Linked DNA regions of Homo sapiens: region 1 is linked to region 2. A link is an interaction called in ENCODE POLR2A ChIA-PET data of the cell type or tissue named here. Cell type or tissue: GM12878. All regions are shown on one strand.

The links. ChIA-PET counts read pairs that join two places held together with the same protein. Peaks named below come from ENCODE experiments on the same cell type or tissue, not always from the same donor. Only the 100,000 strongest peaks of a DNase experiment are listed, where the experiment ranks them.
Region 1: POLR2A ChIA-PET joins it to region 2 with 6 read pairs; 1 of 35 experiments calls an interaction of 5 or more read pairs at or near these places.

What each region holds. Positions count from the first base shown.
Region 1 is chr5:78,217,301-78,225,300 of GRCh38, forward strand. The region is part of intron 6 of AP3B1 (adaptor related protein complex 3 subunit beta 1); the gene reads right to left. It also overlaps the pseudogene ATP6V1G1P6. Among named protein-coding and RNA genes, the nearest start is that of AP3B1, 73 kb to the right of the region's middle. RefSeq lists an enhancer at 4,743-4,852. In GM12878, a CTCF peak has its summit at 5,029 (motif pointing right); a DNase peak (open chromatin) is centred at 4,911; H3K27ac peaks cover 217 bases.
Region 2 is chr5:78,753,334-78,761,333 of GRCh38, forward strand. All of the region lies in intron 3 of LOC124900191 (a long non-coding RNA gene), which reads right to left. Among named protein-coding and RNA genes, the nearest start is that of LHFPL2, 110 kb to the left of the region's middle. RefSeq lists enhancers at 3,715-3,774, 4,345-4,394, 7,081-7,210, 7,806-7,905. In GM12878, a CTCF peak has its summit at 7,634; DNase peaks (open chromatin) are centred at 4,088, 4,598, 4,998 and 5,278; H3K4me3 peaks cover 1,675 bases; H3K27ac peaks cover 3,986 bases.

The sequences.
Region 1 (8,000 bases), 540 kb before region 2:
CAGCTCAGAATATAGACTCGCTATTATGCTAAACAAGTTTCAAGTCCTGTGGGGATTTTATGAATTACCAATCAGTATAAACGTGAAGCTGCATTTATTGACTCCAGCCCTAACCATGTACTGGTGCCTGCTGGTCCCAGCATGTATGCACCTCAATCGAAAAAGCACAGAATTGATTATTTGTGTGAACTATATAAAAATGTATTATATATATAATTTTCTATTTGTTATAGATATGGCAAGGAAGTTAAGCTCATGCTTTCAATCACATTTTGATGTCTTCTGCAAAAGACATAATTTCTTTAGAAATTACATTTTGTGATAATTACATTTCTATAAAGTGACAATTAGTATCATTTTAAAATATCTTACAACTAAGTTTATGACATTAAACTCTAGAATAACTCATTGTGAGATATAAACATCTATATATATGTATTATCAACCTTATATTAATATCAACATCAATTGGTAAAGGGTGTTAAAGTGCAAAAATAAAGGATAGTATCTAGGATAAAATGATCCATGAAATTGAACAGGTAATTCACAGTTTCAATTTTTAAAATACTATGTAAAATCAAGTTATTCTGTCTTAGCAATTATTTTCTTCCAAATGTGTTTTGATACTAAACAATTAAATGGAAAATCAGCTACCATATAATATTAAATTCATTAAACCAAGAGCTACATGTACACAATAATTCTAAAGTACTAACACCTTCTAAGGTACTAACAAATATCATTAATTAAATAGAACCAAATAAAGTTTAAGAAAACATCAAAATAATTAAAAAGCATATAAAGAGAGTACTTTTACAAAATAAAACTGATCATTTTAGATACTTAATCATATAGTTTTAACAATCTGACCCTGGGCTAAACACTACAAGGAAAATTAATAATTTTGGTTTATTAAATGTTCAATATTCTATAAAATATTCAGAATTAAAATTAAATGATCTACTCAGATTTTAAAACCAAAAATACTGGTTTCCAAAAAACAGACAGTTAACTTCCATCTCACTGTGTCAATAGTAGCTTTTCATATCAGGGAAAAAATAAATCACTCCAACAAAACCAGCAATGAGCTCATCAAATTCAAATGCAGTTTTCCATTTATGTATTTTTTATATTAAAGCAATAAACATGGTTCATTTATCTTCCCTTGGTTGCCACGTTTTTCTGTGCTGTTGCTATGAACTTCAGCCATTAGCTGTGCTCCAAGGTAAACTACATGAACCATCAACAAAAGTGACACCCCATCTATGGAGTTCATATTTTCTCTAGATTATCTATGCTAGTTGACAAGCTGGTAATGAAAAAAATCACACTAAGCAAATGGTTCCTCTAATAACAATAAATTTTCTATAAAATTATGAAGGGTACAAAACGTTTCCTTGCATCTATTTTGTCATGAATTCTAATTAACATTGCAAAAACCTGAGAGTGCTGGGTCATCACAAGAAGTGCATCAAGGTTTGATTGATAATATGGTATAAGTTGGCCAATGCTGCCAAGATTTTCTTCCCTTAAATTAATGGCCATCCAACCTTCCCTAATCATACAGCCCAAATGATATTCCCCTTCTTATTTCAATTTTCTTGAGGCATGGAAAATGGGAAAGATCAGTCATTTATCTTCTAATAGCTGGATAATAGATCTATCACAATAAAACATCTGTACAAACTCAGGGGTGTGTTTTTTGCACATAACGGTGGGGCTTTTATCAACATTAAATCAATAACTTAAAATTTGTGTCTTATCCCTACGGTTTAGCTATACACTACCAATCTATTCATTAAACATAATTTTATAGCAAAAATCAAAAAGAGGAAATTTTATGTCATCAAAAATATATACATAAATCAGTTTTTCAGCAGGCACTGACCTAATTTGTTTTCCTAAGAAACTCTGTTTTCTATCAGAAAGTTCGATGTTATCAAAAAGATTTATTTAGGATTAACTTGAAAGGAAAAGGAAATAAATACCACTCTGCTTCTAAAGTGTTCTAAAGAAAAGAATGTCAACAAATATGGATTGCTACATTTTAAAGAAAAACAAGAGAAACTTATTAATTTTAAAAATAAATTCATACGTGAACATTAGAAAAGGCTTGTAGTAAAGTAGGAAAGTGTTTAGGACATGTTGAGAAGGTAGATGAAAATGGTATAAAATTTAAGAATAAACAATAAAAATTCATATAAAGAAAAATGGTAACAGTTGATTGGAGATGACAGAATATAGATTAGATGCCCCCTTTTAAGTTCACTGACTACAGTTGTAAGGTTTCTGTAATATCTTTTACCTAAATAACACTAAAATGTTCTATTTTTAGGAAAAAACTATTCATATGACACATACTGGTCTTTAGTAAAAGAGAAAAGCCATTCTATTATATTTTAATATATTTATAATTCCACCTTTCCTTAAAATGAGAATTATGGAACTAATTTTCTTTGAGATCTCAATTGAAAGAAAATATCCTCTAGCCTAAAAGAAGCAACAGATGGTATGCCTCAAAATCAACAGAGGTTAAATGAAGAAAGTTTAATAGATCAACATCTTTCAAATGTATATGTATCAGCAGCAACACCAATGTCATCATCGTAATAATGATCCCAAAAAACTGCTGCTGGCAACAAATAAATTCCTTTTCAAAATGTGGAAATAAATTAGACCTGGTACATTTAACTGGGAGATTTTTTAAATGAAAGTGATTTTTGATCCTCTATTGATTTTAAATGCCAATGCTGACATTAAAAATTTGGTGGTGGGGGGCAGGGGAGAAATGTACCTGTCTTCCTTCAATGAAGAATTACATGTGACCAAAAAAAGGTAATAATTAAGATATGATCCACAAATATCTGTGTAGAATATTTTTAACCTTTCTACAATGGATTATAATCACACAAAAGAAAAAATTACCAGAAAACATTCACAAAATACAGCCAATTTAAATACTGGGTAGAGAAGTTGATGATGCCTAAGTAAGTCTGAATCTCCCAACCCAAATCCAAAAAAAAAAACAACAAGGGACCAAAACCCATGCTTTAAGCCTAACTTCAAAACAGAGAATCTCTAAACCTCAAATTATATATAAGTAGAAATATAAACCCTAAATTCCAGATAACTATTTTCATGCTTGTATCACAAAACTTCACAAAGACCTCCAACAGTATAGAAAAAAAACTGCCTGGAACAAAGCAAGCAGAAGTTAATGGCAGGCCTAAAAGTAAACGAAAATCAACAACAGAAAGAGAAAGAACACCCTAAGTGTGAAAATACTGGAAAAGATTCTTGGTAGATCAGAGCAGCCTATAAGGGAAAGACTTGAAAGAGAGGATGATTCAATGAGGTAGTGTAGAAAGGGAAAGTTTCACGGAGAAAATTAGCTTAAAAAAAAAAAAAAGTAAGGGGAGAGCAGTCCTTTGGAAACTGTGAAATAACAGAAAAAAAGAAATAAGAGGGGCTGGGTGCAGTGGCTCACGCCTGTAATCCCAATACTTTGCAAGACCAAAGCGAGATCACTTGAGCCCAGGAGTTCATGACCAGCCTGGGCAACACAGTGGGACCCCATCTTTACAAAAAATTTTTTTTAATTAGCTGGGCATGGTGGTGCATGTCTATAGTCCCATTTACTCAGGAGGCTGGGACAGGAGGATTGCTTGTGCTGGGGAGGTCGAGGCTGCAGTGAGCCATGATCACACCACTGCACTCCAGCCCTGGGTGACAGAGTAAGACCCTTCTTTTTTAGGCAGAAAAGAAAAGAAGAGAGAAAAATTTAGGCTGCTACAAAACATATCTCGAAATAGTTTGGGGACATATACTGGTCCTATGCATGCACGCCCTCCCACCAAAAGGCCATCTACTAAGAAAACATACTTTGTAATTCTAACAGAGAGGGTACTCTTGTACTAGGAATCTTGCAAGCTACCTCAAAATCAAATCACCAATCCTGTCCAAAGAAATAAGAAGATGCAAGTAATCTGTAAGTACTAAAAACAGAAAATGAAAATCAAAACAATTCAACTGGCAAAAATTACCGACAAAGAAATATAAATGATGAAGCAAAAGGAAACAACACGACACTTCAAAATGAATTAAATACCCTCAAGAGAAGCATTTGAAGATAGGAAATATAAATATAAATTATAAATTTTTTAAAGTTATAAATTAACAAAAGAAATCAGGATTGATTGACAACAGGAAAGAAATCAAGAGAGCAAAAATAATCAGATGTGAAGACTAAATTGCAAGGTGCCCTTCGAATAAAATTACTGAATGAAAATTTTAAAAGGGGTATTAAAGAAAGGTAGAAAAAGAACCAAAAGAATAAAAATGAGATAAAGAAAGAAGAGGTTTAGAGACACAATGATTGGAATGTAAAACAGGCAAAGAAGATCCAATGTGCATAAAATAGGAATCCCTGAAAAAGAAAAAAAATAACAGAATTAATATTTAAAATTATAATCTTAAAAAAAAACACTTTGCCAGAGATAATAAAAATTCTGAATCTACATTTTGAAAGGACTCACTGAGTACCAAGGCAAAACAATTGACCCATATCAAGTAATCCTGAAGTACCTTGCAAAAGTACTATATTTCAAAGATAAAATCTTCAGGGCCAGCATCTTTCTTAATGCAAACACAATGTAAGCATTTCCTTTAGACTGAAACAAGGCAAGAATGCCCACCATCTCCACTACTATTGAACACAACTGTAGTGATGGCACTAAACAATATAATTAGGCAAGAGAAATTAGAGTTCTAGGAACTGAAAAAGAGGAAGTAAAACATCTCTATTTGCAGATATGATTCATTCTCTAAAAAAAAAAAGAGAGAGAGATTTAGGCTGCTTGCTTCTGCCTCAGAGTTGGTGCTGTCATGGCCAGTCAGTCTCAGGGGATCCAGTAGCTGCTGCAGGTTGCTGAAAAGGGTGTCTGAGACCTGCAGTGAAAGAACCGGAGGGAGAAGCAGGCCAAAGCAGCAGTTCAAGGTGAAATTGAACAATATTGCCTGCAGAGGGAGAAAGAGTTCAAGGCCAAGGAGGCTGCTGCCCTGCGATCCCAAGGCAGCTGCAGCATTAAAGTAGAGGAGACCCAGGAGAAGAGAACCATCTGGAAGCAGTTTAGGCAGAAGAGGGGTGAAGTCTTGGCCTTTTTCTGCAATATCTGGTAGTCCATTCCTGCTAGTGGTTAGAACAATGAACACTAGTATAATTGTTTGGGCCAGTTTTAGTTACTTAATCAAAGAGGACAGAATTCAAGAACTTGTTACATGTTACTACTTGGTGTACTGATAATCATTTAAAAGTAAAGACTCTTTGTCATGCAAAAAAAAACCCAAGGAGGATGAATGAGAAAATTAACTCAAACAATAGAAGAATTCAGTAAAAAAGCAGAATATAAAATTTATCACTCAAAAAAAATCAATAGCTTTCTTACATACCAACACAACGAGTTCAAAGATATAAATAGTTGAAGCAATTTTGATTTACCATACATTAAAAAAAAGATTAAAGACAAAAACAACTCTAAACTAATATTTAACTCTAATTAAATATTTAACTCTAATTATTAGGCCCCATGCTACTGTATACCCCACAGAGGTACAGTGCTAGCAATTCTGAAGCAATAGTTTCTCTGCATTCTGAGACTCAGCAAAAATGTAAACAGATTGTGGAAATAGGAGCCCTGTTTCTTGTTTTTTTGTTTGTTTGTTTGTTTCTTTTTTTTTTTTTGTAGAGACAAGGTTTCACCATGTTGCCCAGGATGGTCTCGAACTCCTGGACTCAAGCAATCCATCCACCTTGGCCTCCCAAAGTGCTAGGATTACAGGCATGAACAATGGTGCGTGGCCAGAGCCACATTTCTTAATGTTGAATAGGCAGTTTCAAATATAAAAAGGAAGGAGGCTGGAAGGAACTCTGTGCTATACCACCAGAATTACAGGTGTCAGTAAAAACTTTGTTTTTTACTATAGACAGAAAAAGAAATATGTATTCTTAATTAAAAAAAATAAACATATAGTATATAACACTTTAGGAAAAATGAGTGCCTCACAAAGGGTAGGCCACCAAAGCCCCCAAAGAATCTACCTATGAACACTGAGCATGAAACCACTGCAGGGGGGTGAGGGAGACATTAAAAACGATACTACACACTTAATTACTATCACCAAGAATGTAACAAATTAATTCAACAGTCATTCAACAAATATTAAATACCTGTGATGAACAAGTATTCAATATTTTTTACTTTCTGGTGTATTTTGGAAACAGACATTCCAATTTTACACAGATATTGTATCTTTACATCTTTTTGAGTACTTATTTCTTATTTGGAATTTTTAATCACATCCCATGTGGTGTTAGGCACTGTGCTGAGGGTTTTATATACAATAGTTCTTTCTCTCGACACAAACAGCAAATTTATAAATTAGATATTATAAACCCTACAAATCTGGAGCCTAAAACTCATAAAGAATTGGTACATATACTATGTGGCAGACGCTCAGACATTAAGCCAGTTCTATCTGATTCAAACGCTATTGTTTTTACCTATGATATGCTGTATCCTGTCTGGGAAGACATGCACATATTATACAGAGAGAGTTCATTCCCAGGCCATCCAAAGAATTTCTCTTAGTCTATAATGTAGCAGAAATGATGGTAAAACTCATTAAAATGACAGATCTGCTTCTTGTAGATCTTACTACTCTCCATGGTACTTAGCCAATCTCTTGCACTTATAATAGAAAAGCACTAAGTATTTTTTTAAATTATTAAAATCAAGTTAACCATAATATTAATAATATTGACTTCATATCTGGCAGATAGCATGCCTGTCATACAGAAGACAAAAAGGAATCAAATTTCTTTTCTCTATCTTCATTTATAATCAATCTATATTTAGTTACCTCCTACGTTATACCAACTATGCATAGAAGAAATGCAATAATGATTTCTGGTACACTACAGACTAACAGAAATTTACTAAATGGTCTAGGAATGAAACTACAAGTATAATCTCCATGTATAAGACAATATTTTCAAAAATATATAGTAAAAAAACCATGAAAAGAATTAAAATGTTCACTAGAACATATTCACTTAATCTAAGAAAAAGCAATAAAGGAGAAATAAGGAACAAAAAAGGCATGAAACATATAAAAGCAAGTAAAATGACAGCTTAAAATCCAACTATATTAATAACAACAATAAGTGTGAATGGATTAAACATTCCAATTAAAGGCACACATTGGCAAACTGGATAAAAAGACAAGAGCCAACTATATGCTGTCTATGGAGACATACAATAGATGCAAAAATATAAACAGGCTGAAAGTAAAAGGATGGAAAAAGATATATAATGGAAACAGCAACCATAAAAAAGCTAGAATAGTAGTATTTATAACAGGCAAAACAGACATTAAAACAAAAAAATGTTACTAGAGATAAAGAGGAACATTTTACAATGACAAAAGGAAGATTAAAAAAATTATAAACATACATGCACCAAACATCCAATCTCCTAAATAGATGAAGCAAACACTAACAGAATTAAAGAGACTTCAATACCCTGTTTTCAATAATGAATAGAACAAGTAGGCATAAGATCAGCAAAGTAGAAGATTTGAACAACACTAAAAAACAGATATCTATAGAACACTCCACTCAACAACAGCAGAATACACATTCTAATCAAATGTTTATTGAACATTATCCAGGATAGATCAAATGCTAAGCCATAAACCAATAGTTACAGCTACACAGGGCTACTGCCTACTGTATTAGATAGCTGCCATGCATAGATAGTACATACTCCCTGATGATAGCATCCTAAGATGAGCTGGAATCCTTTTCCTCAGTAGTTTTGAGAAATATAAAGTGGGTACAAAAGCCCCATCTAAGATACTAGTACACTAGTAACTCACATCCCCCATAGGTCACCTCTATTCCTTGATCTTACCATGTTAACCACTTAGCCACAGGTTAAAGA
Region 2 (8,000 bases):
AAGTATTTAGGGACTTTGAAATTTAACAGGAAGGGTGAGAGTATTATATCATCCATGTTTTTTTTTTTTTTCTTTTTGCAAACTATGAGGGAGCTGCAAACGACCTCAGGGATCTGATTCACAGTGCTGTTCATATTTCAGACATTCAACAAATGACTGGAAGCAACTCCATGGGGCAATAGGAGATCAAATTCATTCAACAGGGACCTAGGACCTCTTCTGAGAAGCTGCAGCAGCTAAGGACATTCATGCACTCATCAAGGCTGACAAAAAGCCTACGGCAGGAGTCAAGACTGAAAACAACAGTCACATGAATTTGAAGGTGGCAGGGAAGATGGTTTGTGGTACAGTTTAAAGTTAAGAGCCATATATCACTTAGTAAGCTAATGAAAGCCTATTGTGAATGACAGGATTTGCCAGTGAGGTAGAGCAGATTCTGATTTGATAGGCAGCCAATCAGTCAAACAGACACACCTGCACAGGTGCACATGGAGGATGAAGATACAATTGATGGGGTCCAGCATCAGACAGCAAGTACCTACTAAAAAGGGAGCCGGCTACGTTATTCCAGATTTCTGTTCCTACAGACCAAGAATATGTTCTCAATGAGAAAACCACGACTTCTTTCCACCACATCCTGACAACTACAGCAGTTTCTCTAGTCTTTCATTTTCCCTTTCCCTATCGCTTTATTGTACAGTCATGTGTTGAATGTGCCGTGTTTCAGTCAACAATGGATATACATGCATATACAACAGTGGTCCCATAATCAGAATACATATTATACATTTTTTTTTTCTTTTTTGAGACAGAGTCTTGCTCTGTTGCCTAGGCTGGAGTGCAGGGGCACAATCTTGGCTCACTGCAACCTCCATCTCCCAGGTTCAAGCAATTCTTGTGCCTCAGCCTCCCGAGTAGCTGGGATTACAGGCACCTGCCACCACATCCGGTTAATTTCTGTATTTTTAGTAGAGATGGGTTTTGTTATGTTGGTCAGGCTGGTCTCGAACTCCCAACCTCAGGTGATCCCCTTCCCCCCACCCATTCCACCTCGGCCTCCCAAAATGCTAGGATTACAGGCATGAGCCACCACGTCCCACCTATTATACATATTTTTACTGTATATTTTCTATGTTTAGATACATAAATATTTACCATTGTGTTACAGTTGCCTACAGTACTCTGTACCATACAGAGTTGTAGCCTAGGAATGATAGGCTATACCATACAGCCTAGGTGTGTAGTAGGCTACACCATCTAGATTTATGTAAGTACACTCTATGATGTTCATACAACAAAATCATTGAACATTTCTCAAAATGTATCTCTGTTAAGTGATGCATGACTGTACCTAAAGTAACTGGTGTGTGTGCACAAGCTATCACATTTTTAAAAAGCTAAATGGCCAATGATATGTTTTGATCAACATCAGATGGCGATGGTTGGGAAAAATTAGTGGTTCTGTGAAAATGTCATTTTTCTCCATTGTGGCATGCTGATTCAGCTGTTTATATTCCAGGAAGTTATTTTGCTCTCACTGTTTAACAACAACACAAACAATGTAAACAATTCTTGCATGCCTTGTTCGGAGAATTATGTTTTTCATTAATCATTGTAAAAGCAAGGATGATCTTGCAACCTTTTTGTATGCAGCCATTATATGTAGGGCAGTCTGTCTTTAAGTAGGGATAGATCACTCTAAAAGAAATAAGTCCTAGATAGCTTTCCCTCCAAGTCATCTTGTTTAAATACACTTGTTTAAAATGAAAAAAAAAAAGCGGGGGGTGGAGATGAAACCAGAACAAAACTCGCAGGTGGCAGTCTAGGTGTCCATTAACAATTACAGAACAATTGAAGAACCAAACCCATCTGAAACCCATTAGAAGCAATGTAAGTGCTACCATGCAGTCACCCCTCCCACCTTCCCCCAACACCAAGTGGCTTCTCCTCAAGGCAAGGCCATGACATCCACATCTGGGTCCAAAGAGTGGCGTGGGAGTCACAGCTTTGGTTTCTGGAGTCAGTTAGAACCTGAGTTCAAATCCTGACCCTGACATTTACCACCTGCATGACTCTGGACAAATGTTTTGTGTTCTCTGTGCCTTGGCTTTCCTGTCTATGAAGTGAAGATGATGGTATTTACTTCATAAGTGCTTGGGAGGATAAATGAGACAGTTCACATAAGGTGCTTAGTGAACAGTGAGAACTCAAGAAACCTACATTATTATGTTCTGTGGTGTTCCAAATATGCAGGAGCCGAAAGCCATTTGTGCTCTTCAACAGATGGAGCTACATGGATTTTCTCCCCAACGTATTATAAAAAATTTCAAATATACAAAAAAGCCAAAGATTGTACAGTGAATACGCATATACCTACCACCTAGGTTCCACAATTAGTATTTTGCTATGTTTTTTCACTTATCTCTTATCCATAATCCATCTTATTGTTTGATACAATTTAAAGTAAGCTGCAGACATCAGTACTTTTTAGACTACATATTCTATAGATTTCTTAAAAAGAAAAATTACATTCAGTGAAATGCACGGACCTTAAGTACACCATGCATGCATCCATCTTGACTTCTTAGTAAGTGTCCAGCTTCTGTTGCCATAGAGATGGCTTTGCTGTGGGTTGGGCTCTGCCAGGGAACAGGTGGTGGGTGATAGTGGTGGGTGGTCTGGGAGCACGTGGGAGGAGAGGGTCTACCCCTCTAGAGGCTGCTTACTTTTTGAGGCCCAGCAGAGCTCCCAGCTCCCCAGGGAGGTGCAGATTGAGTTATGCTCCTGTCACTATTTCACAGGTTCAAGCCAATTTTAAAGGTTATTTAGTTTTCTCAATGTAGAAAATCCTGTTTCTGCTTCCCTAACAGATGGTGATTCAGTCTGTTTGCATGCCTTGGGCAACCTCACTATGTTGGCTTTCCCAATTTAGAAGTTCTTTCTAAAGATGAGCTGAGATCCTTCCTGAAACTCAGAAGTTCTTCCTTCTGGAGACAGGTTCAAGATTCCTGCTGAAAAAGGAAGCCTGTTCTCTCATGTGCCCTTCATTTTCTCTAAATTGAATTTCTCCAGGTCATTCCATCCTTTCTCATTTGGCACTTATCACGTTCTGTCTTGAACTGTTAATTAACATTTCATCAGCTGGGTGTCTCCTTAATGAGGTTTCCTGCAGTCAAGGACCACAGCTAAGGCTTCTCTATGTATGGCAGCCTGAAGGCACTGCCCACCTTGAAGGTGCTCAATGAATGTACTGATTGATTTAGGTGGAAAAAGAATATTACATGGGTTAGATATAAATGTAATAGATCTTCGAGTCCAAACAATGAGTTTTGCCCTTTAAACATAGTTTGGACCATATATTATGTGTAGGGATGTATGTGCATCTCTTAGTCTATATTCTGTAGAGGAAACAGCCATAGAATATAACACCTAATGAAGAGCCTTGCTTATTAAAGTTATAAATAAAAACAGTGTTCTACCAGCTCTATGTTGTCAAGGCAGGGCTGCCTGAGCCACCATGCTGTATACTTTGAATTATTTGCATCATAATTTTGGGGAAGAAAATCCTGCTGTCCAAGAACCTCTGAAATATAAGGCAAGTCTTAACACTTCTCCCAGGGATGAACTGCATTTGAAATCATATTTCAATCCAAGGTACACCCAGAGCTTTGTTGTGAGAGAGTTCTTCCAGTCCCTAGACCTATCTTCCAAACAGTGTCTCACTGTTTCCTGTAAAGGGCAGTGGTTTCTACTGGGCTGAATACATGAAGAAAGCCCAGTTCCATCCAAGTCTTCTCCACTCACGTTCTTGCCCATTCATTCACAGGAAACCCAAGTTGAAATGGCTATAAGTAAACTTTCTTTGATACCATAAATGCCTGCACTTGGGACAGGCAAGGACTCTGCCCACTCGGCGATTTACATCTTTTCAGGTTGTGTTTACAGAAAGGAACATCTCCAAGCTAATTTTTACCAGAGCTTCTCTTCTCTGCCTCCCATGAGACCAAGTGTTTGCCAGAAGCCGAGTCATCACTCTGACAACATGACGGTGCCCCTACCCTGCATGTGTTTCTTTTCTTCCAAAACCAATAGAAAAAAACCCCAAAACCTATGTTCACATGTGGTTTTCATGAAAGGAAAGAGTTGTTGACACCATCCAGATGGGGACTGGGAGGCGCTGGTTTCCAGCCTGAAGCTGGGTAGGGCTCTGGGTGAGCGGGATTAGGAGACTCTGATATACTTGGGATGACTCATATCCACTGGGGGCTTAGGAGATGTAAAATAAGCCTGTGCTAGATTTTGCTGTGAAACTCATGATACAAAGGCACATCTCCAACACACCATGGCATTCAGAAGGGCTTCTTTAAGGAGACATCTTCAGAAGGAAAAAGAGCAAATTAGAACTTCAGTGTTTTTGGAGAAGACTCCCGGCTACCTCACCTGTTGCATAAGGCCTTGTGGCCAGCCCGGGAGTTATAGACGATGAGAGTTACTGGTTGTTTTCTAGAGAGGCACAGTCTAGTCTTGTGGAGGGGCTGAGAGGTGCTCTCTGAAACAGCCAGACCAAGAAGGCTGGGGATGTGTGTCCATCATGCTGGGGGTGAATTAGCACCAAGGATCAAGACTGAAGAAGTCCAATTCTGTGTTCAGTACACTTCACATGGAGCCTGGGATAAGGTGAAATAACCTGCTGGGTTGGCCCTTGAGATGGATGGAAAGTGAAAGAAGGGATAGGAGGTAATCAGGAGTGTCCAGGACAATTGTCCTGGACAATTTCCTCGATCGGAAATGGTACCCGTGCTTTTATTTTATTCGTTGCTCAGTGCATAATGAATCTGTTTGGTTGAAATGAAAGGATAGCATCTAGGAAAACAGCTGCCTTCAAAACAAAAGTGATTTTGCTTTCTGGAGCTGCCCTATCAGCAAAGGCAGTTTCACCTTCACCTTGGGGTCAAAAAGATTTGCCTCTTGAATGCATGAGTCAAACCTAAACTGTGTCGGATTTTTTAAACCTATGACCTTTAACCACATTGTTGATTCACAATGTCAAAAAGCTTCATTCTTCTTTTGGACTGGAAAGTTTAAACATACTTAGCACAAAGTTGAATCCTGGGTCCACATTTTTAAAAAAATTACCTTTCTAGTTCAGCTAGAAGAACCTCATTTTAACAGAGCACTGTTTGAAAGACTGCATAAATTATGACCAACAATAACAAACCTTTTTAAACAAACACATTAGAATGTATAACCAAAATACATGTGAGTTTTAGTCACATGATGCTATTATTACTCAAATTATTTTCAAAGTTCCTCTTTCAGAGTGGCCTTGAAGACAACTTGAACAGAAGCAGAAAAATGTCACCTGACTTGATAGTCACAGGTTTGCTTCCTTGATCTCATCCAATTTTCTGCCTTTCACATTCTTTTTGCAACTTTAACCTTGCCCTTCTCCCCTCTTTCACTTCATGAACTAATAACCATGGGACTCCCCCGCCCAACCCTTTAAATATATTGTAATGATGCTACCTGGGAATGGAAAAGTCCAGGAGAAAGACTATGGGGCCAACAACAGCTGGGAATCAGAGAGCCCCATGGTGTATGGGGCGTAACACCCAATATTCCTTTGGGTATTAAGTGCATATAAGAAACATAAGAGGAGGCTGGGCGTGGTGACTCATGCCTCTAATCTCAGCACTTTGGTAGGCCGAGGCGGGTGGATCATGAGGTCAAGAGATCGAGACCATCCTGGCCAACATAGTGAAACCCTGTCTCTACCAAAAATACAAAAATTAGCTGGGTGTGGTGGCACGAGCCTGTAGTCTCAGCTACTTGGGAGGCTGAGGCAGGAGAATTGCTTGAATCCAGGGGGCAGAGATTGCAGTGAGCCAAGATCGTGCCACTGCACTCCAGCCTGGGAGACAGAGTGAGACTCCGTCTCAAAATAAATAAATAAATAAATAAATAAATAAATAAATAAATAAATAAATAAATGAATGTAAGAGGATAACTGATCAAGTGTTCTCTACACAAATCACCACCAGTTGAACCCCCATTAAGGCAGGTAATAGTCCTTGGCTATAGACAAGAGTTGGTACCATGCGCCTAATGTAGGTCTGGATTTGGTTAACATCCTTTTGTGCAACAGGTCAGAGAAGGACTGATAACCAGAACACTGGCAGGCTGTGCTGGAACTGCTTGTTGCTGGATGGCAGGGACATTTGAGGCACAGAGATAAGAAGGGAAAGAACCAACTGTTGCGCGGATTCCCTCAATGGCAGCAGCTGTGTCTTAGTCTGTTTGTGCTGCTAGAACAACATACCTGAGACTGGGTAATTTATAAAGAACAGAAATGTATTTTCACAGTTTTGGAGGTTGAATGTTCAAAATCTAGATGCCAGCAGGTTCGGTGTCTGGTGAGGCCCAGTCTCTGCTTCCAAGACATTGACTTGTCGCTTTGTCCTTTGAAGGAAACGCACTCTGTGTCCTCACATGGCAAATAAATGGAAGGGCGAAAAGGGCCAAGCTAGTTCCCTCCAGCATTTGAATAATGCGCTAGTCTCATTTACGCGGGCAGAGCCCTCCTCCTGGCTCATCACGTCCTAAATGTCCCTCTCTTAATACTGTTGCATTGGGGATTAAGCTTCAACATGAATTTTAGGGGAAGAAAAACACTGAATGCATAGCAAGCTGTAAGAGAGACTTATGAGTTGTCTTGGGCCAATGTCTGGGAAAGGATTAGTTTGAGGGAGTTCCAGTATTGTAGAGCTACAGGAGGAAAAAGTGCCAGGTCAGGGTAGCTGAGAACAATGGAGAAATTGGGGGATAACCTAGATTTGGAACTGGAAGACCCACTTGGATTGTTGTGAGGATTAAATGAGATCTTTATACAAATAATTTGAAGCCACAAAATTGTTTTTTGTTGATGCGTCATTCACCATTTTCCTCATTCACGAGGAAGGCAACAAGCATTAATTTTTCTGGCCCTCCATTAAGAACCTGTCTACATCCTCACCTAGCTCCTGAGCGCCTTGCTTTTTCCATAGCTTAGTGAAAGCCTGCTCCTGTCCTCACCCTAGGCTAATTCCCCCACCTGTGCAACACCTGTGCTCTTCTAGGGCCATCCCTTCCTACTTTGTGAGTTCTTGTTCCGTCAGTTATGCCTCATTTGTTCACATTCTCAGCCTCTCCTTTCCTCTTCCTCATTATCATTCAAACATGCTCTACTATCACCCAACTTAAAAAAAGAGCAACTTCCTCCTTTATGGCACTATGTCCCTATAGGTACTTCCTTTTCTGCATTCAATTTCCTCTTCACAGTCAGCCTTCTGGAAAGGGCGGTCTCTACTCACTACCTGAAATTGCTTAGTCCCTTCCTACTTGAGCTCACTTCAGCTTGGCTCCTGAATCCATCGCTGCACTGGAACTGGTTTTGTCAAAGTGACCAGTGACCACCCCTCACCAAATCCAATGGGCACTTTTTCATTCTTCTATTAATCAATGTTTTCTAAACCTCTTACTCAGCTTCTATGGGAACTTTCTCTCCTATTTTTCTCCCACTTTTCCAACTGTTCTGTCTCATTTATCCTCTGCCATCCACTTCTCAAACATTGGGGATTCCTCTTGGCCTCTAGGGGCACTGCTGTTTCTTCAGCTCTTAGGAGAAAGCTGGTTGGCACACAGTTGGTTCACAGTCAAGGACCTTTCTTGAGCCAAAGGGCTTGGAGTTGGTGCTTTCTTCCTCTTGGACCTGGCTTTGGGGGTTCAGCTCTCCCCAGGTGAGTGGTCTAGTGAACCAGCCTGGGGCTGCCCCTACTGGGAAAGAACCTGTCCTAAAGGTGCAGTTTCCACCAGCAATGCTCCAGCCACCAGAACAAACCCCAATTTATTTCCTCATCCTTATCCTTTTTTCGGCCATGCCATTTCTAGAGCTCACCTTGCCTCTTTAAGGGATAAAACAGAGCTGAGATTTGCATCTGGGCCTATGAGGACAGGGAATAGGT